2 separate regions of the Homo sapiens genome follow, and region 1 is linked to region 2. A link is an interaction called in ENCODE POLR2A ChIA-PET data of the cell type or tissue named here. Cell type or tissue: PC-9. All regions are shown on one strand.

Region 1 (4,000 bases), 250 kb after region 2:
TTAGCATAATTCTTAAGGGCTACAGGATTTTTTGAATTCCAAATGAATATTAGCTCCAACTTTAAGTTACCAACTGTATTAGCTCCTAACAAGAGTCAGGCCTGTCTGCTGAAGCATTGAACCCAGGCATTGACTTCTTTCTAGCTATGAAAGTTTTAGATGGCATCTTTTCCCAGTATAAAGCTGTTTGATATACATAGAAAATCTGTTGTTTTGTGTTGCCACCTTCATCAATTATTTTAGATCTTCTGCATAACTTGCTATAGCTTCTACATTAGCACTTGCTACTTCATCTTGCATTTTTATGGTATGATGATATGGTATGGTGATATACCATCTTGCATTACAAGGTATATTTTTATGGCTTCTTTCCTCCAACCTCATAAACCAATCTCTGCTAGCCTCAAACTTTTCTTTTGCAGCTTCTTTAGCTCTCTTAGCCTTCATAGGACTGAAGAGACGGTATTTTTCTGGATTAGGTTTTGGCTTAAGGGAATGTTGTGGCTGGTTTTGTAACCGAATACAAACTCAGCTGCTCACTTCTTGCAAAGTCAGTAACATGGACAAAATGCGGTGAAAGGAAAGTGACTTTATTCCAGAGCTAGCAGTGGGAGAAATGGCCAAGGCTCATACCTTAAAGGAACCATTTCAAACTTTATGCTGAGGAGAGGGGCTTAAAAAGGGAACTGGGAATGAGAGGCATGTGGGGAGTAGTGCTGGGTACAATGTCTGTGTGTCTTGTTCTGGTAGCTATCTTGAGTCATGGTCCACCTGGAGTGTGGTCTGGGATCATATCAACAATGGCTGCATATTGACTACCACCTTGAGGTAATCTCTAGAATTTTGCAGCTTGGGCTCCATTCCTGGTCTGTCTCAAGATTAGCCACTGGAACTTCTAAGTAAGCACGTAATTAAATACAAGTATATAGTTAGGTAAATGTGCATGGTGTAACATAGTGTAGAGTGGGAAAGGGAGGGAAACAGAGTTTTAAAGTATGTTTTAGCGTATTTTTTTAAGGCTAAGGAGGGAATAAAAGGTTTCTGTTGTTTGCTTCAAGGTTACATCTTGAGACTAGGGAGAAAACAGAAAATGAAAAAAAAAGGTTTTAAAATGTGTTTTGAAGCTAAGCTACTGAGTTACAGTTTGATCTTCTATCCAGACCACTATAATTTTCCCCATGTCAGCAATAAGGCATTGTTTCTTTCTTATCATTCTTGTATTAATCGGAGTAGCACTTTTAATTTCCTTCAAGAATTTTTCCTTTACATTCACAGCTTGGCTAACTAGAGCAAGAGGTCGAGCTTTCAGTCTGTCTTGGCTTTGGTCATGCTTTCTTCACTAAGCTTAATCATTTCTAGCTTTTGATTTCAAGTGAGAGACCTGTGACTCTTTTGCTTGAACACTTAGAGGCCTTTGTTGGGTTATTATTTGGCCTAATTTCAATATTGTTCAGTCTTAGGGAATAGGGAGCCCTAGGATATGTAGAGACGTGGGGAAACAGCCAATTGGTAGAGCAGTAAGAACACACACAACATTTGTCAATGAAAGTCACCATTTTGTATAGGCAGTTTTCGAGGTGTCCTGAAAAAATTACAGTAGTATCATCAAAAGTCACTCATCACAGATCATCATAAAAGATGTAATAATCATGAAAACTTTTGAAATTTTGTGAGAATTCCCAAAATGTGATACAGAGACACAAAATGAGCACATGCCATTGGGAAAATGGTGCTGATGGACTTGCTGGATGCAGGGTTGACACCAACCTTCAATTTGTAAAAAATGCAGTATCTGCAAAGGACAATAAAATGAAACACGATAAAATGAGGTAACTCTGTAACTGGTAATTTTTGACTGGATGTCTGATGTTGTAAATTTTATTTTGTTGTTTGCTGAATTTTAAATAATGTTAGAATTTGTTCTGGCATGCACTTATTCTGCAGGAATCAGGTAGATATCTTTGAAGCTTTATTTAAGTATTTGTAAGGTAGGTTTAGATTAGCTTGTCGCATAGGGCAAATTTAGGCTGACAACCAAGGTAACATACTTGTGAGTACTCTACAGGATAGATCTTGCATTACAAGGTCTTTCCACTCTGCTCTGGAGACACAAATTACTTTCAGCCCTGTTTGTATTTCAAATGTTTTTAAGTGTTTCTCTGGCCTTGGGTGTTTTCTTGTCACACATGAACAGGTCAATACTCAGAGCCTCAAGTAGACCCCTCTGCAGATCTCTGAAGTTCTCCCTGTTTAGCTTCTACCTCTATAGTACCATATTCCTCTTAGCAAATTCTAACCATCTTTATTCCTCCAACATTGATCTCTGGTTCTTCAATTCAGTGAGACCACTGGGCTCTGTTAGGGTCCCATCTTCCTAAAAGGTGGTGTGAAACTGCCTCTGGAGTGAGCTGATGCATTCAGGGCTCACTCAATTTGTTTCCTTTTTCTCAGAGATTACAGTCCCATGATACTTGCTTTCCAACAGCAGTCTCATCTTTTATAATGATTGTTATAGGTTTTGTCCAATCATCTAGTTGTTTAGGGCAGGAGAGATTATTCAATCCCCATTATTCCATTTCTACCAGAACACAAAAGTCTCTTAAACTGGTCTTGTGGTTCTCAATAATGTTCTTAAGAGTTAAGATCATTGGATATAGGACCTCTGAATAAATACAATGTCAATTTTGCAATATTTGTAATATAGTACATATGGCTTTATACTTTACTTAAAATTAAGCCAACAGATTTCAAATCCAACAAGTACAATGTCAATTTTTGCAATATTTGTAATATAGTACATATGACTTTATACTTAAAATGATTTATACTTAAAATGAAGCCAACAGATTTCCATGCAAGTGACAAGTAGTATACGGTCATTAATAAGCCAGACTCTGTGGGTTGTTTAGTAAAATTCTTAAAACGAAAGACTCTGAAACTCTTTGTTTCAAGGTCTATGACTTATTATTTTTATTGTATTGGATACATTTTCTGCATTTTTCTGGGTTTCAATTTTCCGTCTGTAACAGTAAAATAATAACACCTCATAGGGTTCCCGTTAAGATTAAATGAGATAAATTGTGTAAAGTATTTAGCATAGTATCTAGACTGTAAATACCAAATTAACATAAAATATTATTATATTGTTGCTGTTTCTGTGTTGTTATTGAGAAGTTGGTAATTTGTTATGTTGAAGATGAGTTTGTAAACCTTTACATCCCTGCCACACCTAGAGTCCTTGGCAATCCTTCACACTTTATGTTTTGGGTGAGAACAGACCAATTTACTTGGCATTAACTGGTTGGACCAGCTCCTGGGGCACCAGCCAATGGCAACCATGAATAGGCTTGGTATAATAAGCCAAGCCTAATGATATGGTCCTATTTAGATGGGGGTATCCTGACCCAGTCATATGTCCCATCCTGGTGTGGTGAATGCTCTGATCCTTCACCTAAGTGCCATTTCTCTGCTGCTGGGAATATTGGCTGCTGACAGTGTACAACTATTTCACTCACTGAGCATAGCCCTCCATTGCAGGGAAATGTTTCAGCCAGCTTATGTCATTTCCTAGAGGCTGACGCATAACCAGTAACTGGCTGATGTGGTGCTATAGAGCCTACTCCCATCTCAATTCAGAACAATACTCAGAGTCCATTCCATTTGCAGGGCTGCCCTTGGCATTGCCTAAGACTTCAGTTGCAATGACATTGCAGGTGTTTCTGTTCAGTCCTGCCTTCCACATTTCTTTACGCAGGCAACTCCTGAGAATACTTTTCAATAAACTTTCTGCAGAGAGCTTATTATCTCAGAATCTTTTCCTATGGACCCAATCTAATACACTTGGGGAGCATGAATGTAAGACACACACAAATAAGAGAATGCTGTATTCTGAATGCTGACAATCTGCTACTCTCACCCTTTGTGAGACTTGACATAGGCCAATTAGAAGTACTGAGATAAAAAGTTGTACAACTGCTAAGATGATTTCTATGTCCTTCCT
Region 2 (4,000 bases):
ATATAGTAGCCTAGTGTATTCTGTTTACCAGAAAAATCCAAAACTTCATTTTTATGTGAAATCTAATTGTTTAATATTGGAAATAATTCATCAATTAAAAGCACTGTGTGAAACAAATGTAAATGAACAGGAACAAATAAATGCTACTACCACCACCCATGTCGTAGGGCTAAACTAGCCTGTGGGTGATTGGTTTGTTTTCCCTGGCTGAGGAGATCTAGCAGGTCTTTTCTAGTGCTGTCCAAAGTATGTGGTTCAGCAAAGCGGACTCTCAGTTCTTTAGACTAGTTTCAGGGGGTGGCAAATGTTCTCCTAAAGGGCTAGACTGTAAACATTTTAGGATGGCAGGCTATACTGTATTGATCACAATCAATTAACACAGCCATTGTAGCACAGAGGCAGACAAAGACAATATATAAACTAATGGGCATGGCTGTGTTCCAATTAAACTTTATTTATAAGAACAAGGGAGCTTAGTCCCAGCTACTCAGAAGGCTGAGATTAGAAGATTGCTTTAGCCCAGGAGTTTGAGGCCAGTCTGGGCAACACAGTAAGACCCCAACTTAAAAAAAAAAAAAAAAAAAAAAAAGAAAAGAAAAAGAAAAACAAGTATTAAAAAAACATGTGTGCTGGGCACAATCCCTCATGCCTGTAATCCCACCACTTTGGGAGGCTGAGGAGGGAGGATCACATGGGGCCAGGAGTTCAAGACCAGCCTTGACAACACAGTGAGACCTCATCTCTACAATAAATGTTTTAAAAAATTAGCTGGGCATGGTGGTGCACACCTGATGTCCTACCTACTCAGGAGAGCTGAAGTAGGAGGATCACTTGAGCCCAGAAGTTCAAGGTTATAGCGATCTCTGATGGCACCACTACAGTCCACCCTGGGGGACAGAGTGAAACCCCGTCTCTAAACAAACAAGTAAACAAAAATGCATGGCCTGTTACAGGCCCTCCTAATTTGCCAACCTCTGGTCTAGAGAAATTCTTAGAGAAGCTTAGGAATCCCTGTAAAACTGAATCATACTTTTTCATAGTTAGGTATCCAGGAAGTATTGTGGGAAACAAATATTATTTGTTTGAAACAAATATGTTAACACACTGCAAACCTAGTGTTTTCTCACAGAATGCACTGCTGGCCAGAGAGATGGCTCTTGGACCTTCATACTTCTCCCCTGAGCAAGAATGAGCTTTAGCCTATCCTGGTACTAAATCTAATATCTAATCCTGTTTATGATGAATGACAGTCTAATTTATACTGGTTAGAAGAGCACAGCTCTAATACCAAACTTTCCAAGCTCCAATCCTGGCTTGGCTACTTACTAATTAAGAGACACTGGATAAGTTAGTTAATCTCCACGTGCCTCAGGTTCCTTATTTGCAAAATAGGATCAATTATAGAACCCGTAACATGGGATCTATGGTGTAGGTAATCAACCAATATGTGTTAAGTGCTTAAAATGACATTTAGTACAAAATGTGTGTTCAATTTAAATATAAGTATTAGCAATTATTAACATAGCCATATTTGTTTTGGTTGCTGACATCTTCAAAACATTGTCCCATAAAAAGGCAAATATTAGAATGGTCTATACTATGACTTCTTAATAATGTCCCAGTCTATGGTGAAAAGAGACCCCTGAATTAAAGACAGTCACCCAGAATGCAGGAAGTGCACCATTCCCTCTCCTTATTCTTCACTGTCCCACACCAAACATACACACCTGACTTTCTCAATTTCTTCTCTGATAAAAGACTTCTCAAGGAGTCCCTGAAGGTCCTTTCTAGCTATCCTAACACTGAGAGAAGATCTTAGGGAACATCACCAGCTCTTATAAAGCTCTGCAGTTCCCTTGTGGAACAGGGTTGTGGTTTATCTACTTTCCAACATCCTGCAAGGAAATATCTTTCAAATGACATCACTTCACAGCCTTTCCACCACCTGTAGGAGTGCCATGGACCACACGAACAGGTGGGTAACAGGAGTTCTCAGGCCAGAAGGGCAGGCATGGGTCTGAGAAATTGGGAGGTGGCCTTGAGTCATCATAAGGGTGCTACTTTGCTCAAAGCGTGGGAATAAATTCCCAGTAAACTTCCCTCCAATATCATATACAAATTACTTTTGAATACTAGGCTCCTTCTTCTCCTTTTTAATTGAGAGTTATGTCTGTGACTAAAATGTATATATTATCACTGCCTTAGATTTAGTCATATGACATTTAAAGTTGATAATGAAACTTCTACTTTTTGTGTTTGAATCAGTCCTATAATAAAATAAAGGCTTCCAGAATTAACTTGTGTAAATGGAGAATATTAGGTGGAGATCTATTTTAATACAATTTTTATCACACAGAATTATTTCTCAAAATATTCTGCATTTAGCTACTTCCAATAATAGCACATTTACAGTCTCACAAAGAAGAACCAGAGACAGCACAGTATTTGAAACAAACTATAAATCCTCATTTTAAAAAAAATGGAGAAAAATGTTCAAAGAAAAAAATGGATAATTCCTGATTAAGATTTTCTATAAAATGGACAGTTTTGATATTTAAACTGGCTGAGTAAATACTATTCTCTTAGGTGCTGGTTGTTTATTTAAGTCATCCAATTGAAATTTAATTCCAGGATGATATAGATCAGTTTATTACTGTATCACCTTTGTGATTAAAAACAGTAACTGGGCCGGGCACGGTGGCTCATGCCTGTAATCCTAACATTTTGGGAGGCCAAGGTGGGCCGATCACGAGGTCAGGAGATTGAGACCATCCTGGCTAACACAGTGAAACCCCATCTCTACTAAAAACACAAAAAATTAGCCGGGCATGGTGGTGGGCACCTGTAGTCCCAGCTACTCGATAGGCTGAGGCAGGAGAATGGCGTGAATCTGGGAGGCAGAGCTTGCAGTGAGCTGAGATCTCATGACACTGCACTCCAGCCTGGGCAGCATAGCGAGACTCTGTCTCAAAAAAAAAAAAAAAAACAAAAAAAAACAGTAACTGGCCAGGCAGGGTGGCTCACACCTGTAATCCCAGCACTTTGGGAGGCTGAGATAGGTGGACCACTTGAGGTCAGGAGTTTGAGACCAGCCTAGCCAACATGATGAAACCCCATCTCTATTTTAAAAAAATACAAAAATTAGCTGGGTGTGGTGGTGCACGCCTGTGGTCCCAGATACTTGGGAGGCTGAGGCATGAGAATTTCTTAAACCCAGGAGGTAGAGTTTGCAGTGAGCCAAGATCACCCCACTGCACTCCAGCCTGGGCAACACAGTGAGACTCTGTCTCAAAAAAAAAATACCAATAACTTACTTATTAATTTCTTTTGTTTCAAGCCTAGTGTTAACATTTGTATTTGAGATTCCACAATTATAACTATTGTTATATTCGTGATAAACTCTGTGATATTTTATGACATAGGGAAAACTTAAGAATGGTAAAACCAAATGTCTTGATGGAGCATGCATGGCTTATAATCAAATGTGTGCTATAAGAGCTGAGCAGACGACATTTTAAAAATTAAAAGAGCTTTTTAATGACAACATATATATATATGTCTATATGTGTGAATATACATACAGGTACATTTGTGTGTATGTATAATTCTTTGTTGACAATCATATTCATAGAATAATGCTAAAAAAAAAAAAAAAAAGGAATACGCTACAAACTCACCACAGCTTAGGTTGCTTTCAGCTTTCAGAGCTAGGTTTGGGATATTCCAGAAGTCATTTTGCCAGTCGACTACATTCCCTTTCACATTACAGCTGAGGTTGGAGAGGATTTTGGCATTCATGGTAAAATTCCAAAGTCGAAAGTTATAAATGTCCCCTTTTAGAGAGACAATTTCATTTTGATTGGAGCCCAACAACAATTTCCCATTCCCAGGAATAACTTTACTAATGGTAGAATCACATGGAACTGTTTCATAGTTTCTTTTGAAATTTACACCAATAGAGCCCAAAGAATTATTCCAAACAAGGCAGAGCTGTTCAAAG

Evidence for each region. ChIA-PET counts read pairs that join two places held together with the same protein. Peaks named below come from ENCODE experiments on the same cell type or tissue, not always from the same donor. Only the 100,000 strongest peaks of a DNase experiment are listed, where the experiment ranks them.
Region 1: POLR2A ChIA-PET joins it to region 2 with 6 read pairs; 2 of 35 experiments call an interaction of 5 or more read pairs at or near these places.

The regions. Positions count from the first base shown.
Region 1 is chr6:142,118,719-142,122,718 of GRCh38, reverse strand. All of the region lies in intron 1 of NMBR (neuromedin B receptor), which reads left to right. Among named protein-coding and RNA genes, the nearest start is that of GJE1, 12 kb to the left of the region's middle. In PC-9, no CTCF peak of the experiment used is centred here; no DNase peak of the experiment used is centred here.
Region 2 is chr6:142,370,471-142,374,470 of GRCh38, reverse strand. It overlaps ADGRG6 (adhesion G protein-coupled receptor G6), which reads right to left. Exons shown (of 25, transcript NM_198569.3): 4 at 3,678-4,000. Among named protein-coding and RNA genes, the nearest start is that of ADGRG6, 70 kb to the right of the region's middle. RefSeq lists an enhancer at 1-220. In PC-9, no CTCF peak of the experiment used is centred here; DNase peaks (open chromatin) are centred at 1,060 and 2,010; H3K27ac peaks cover 3,080 bases.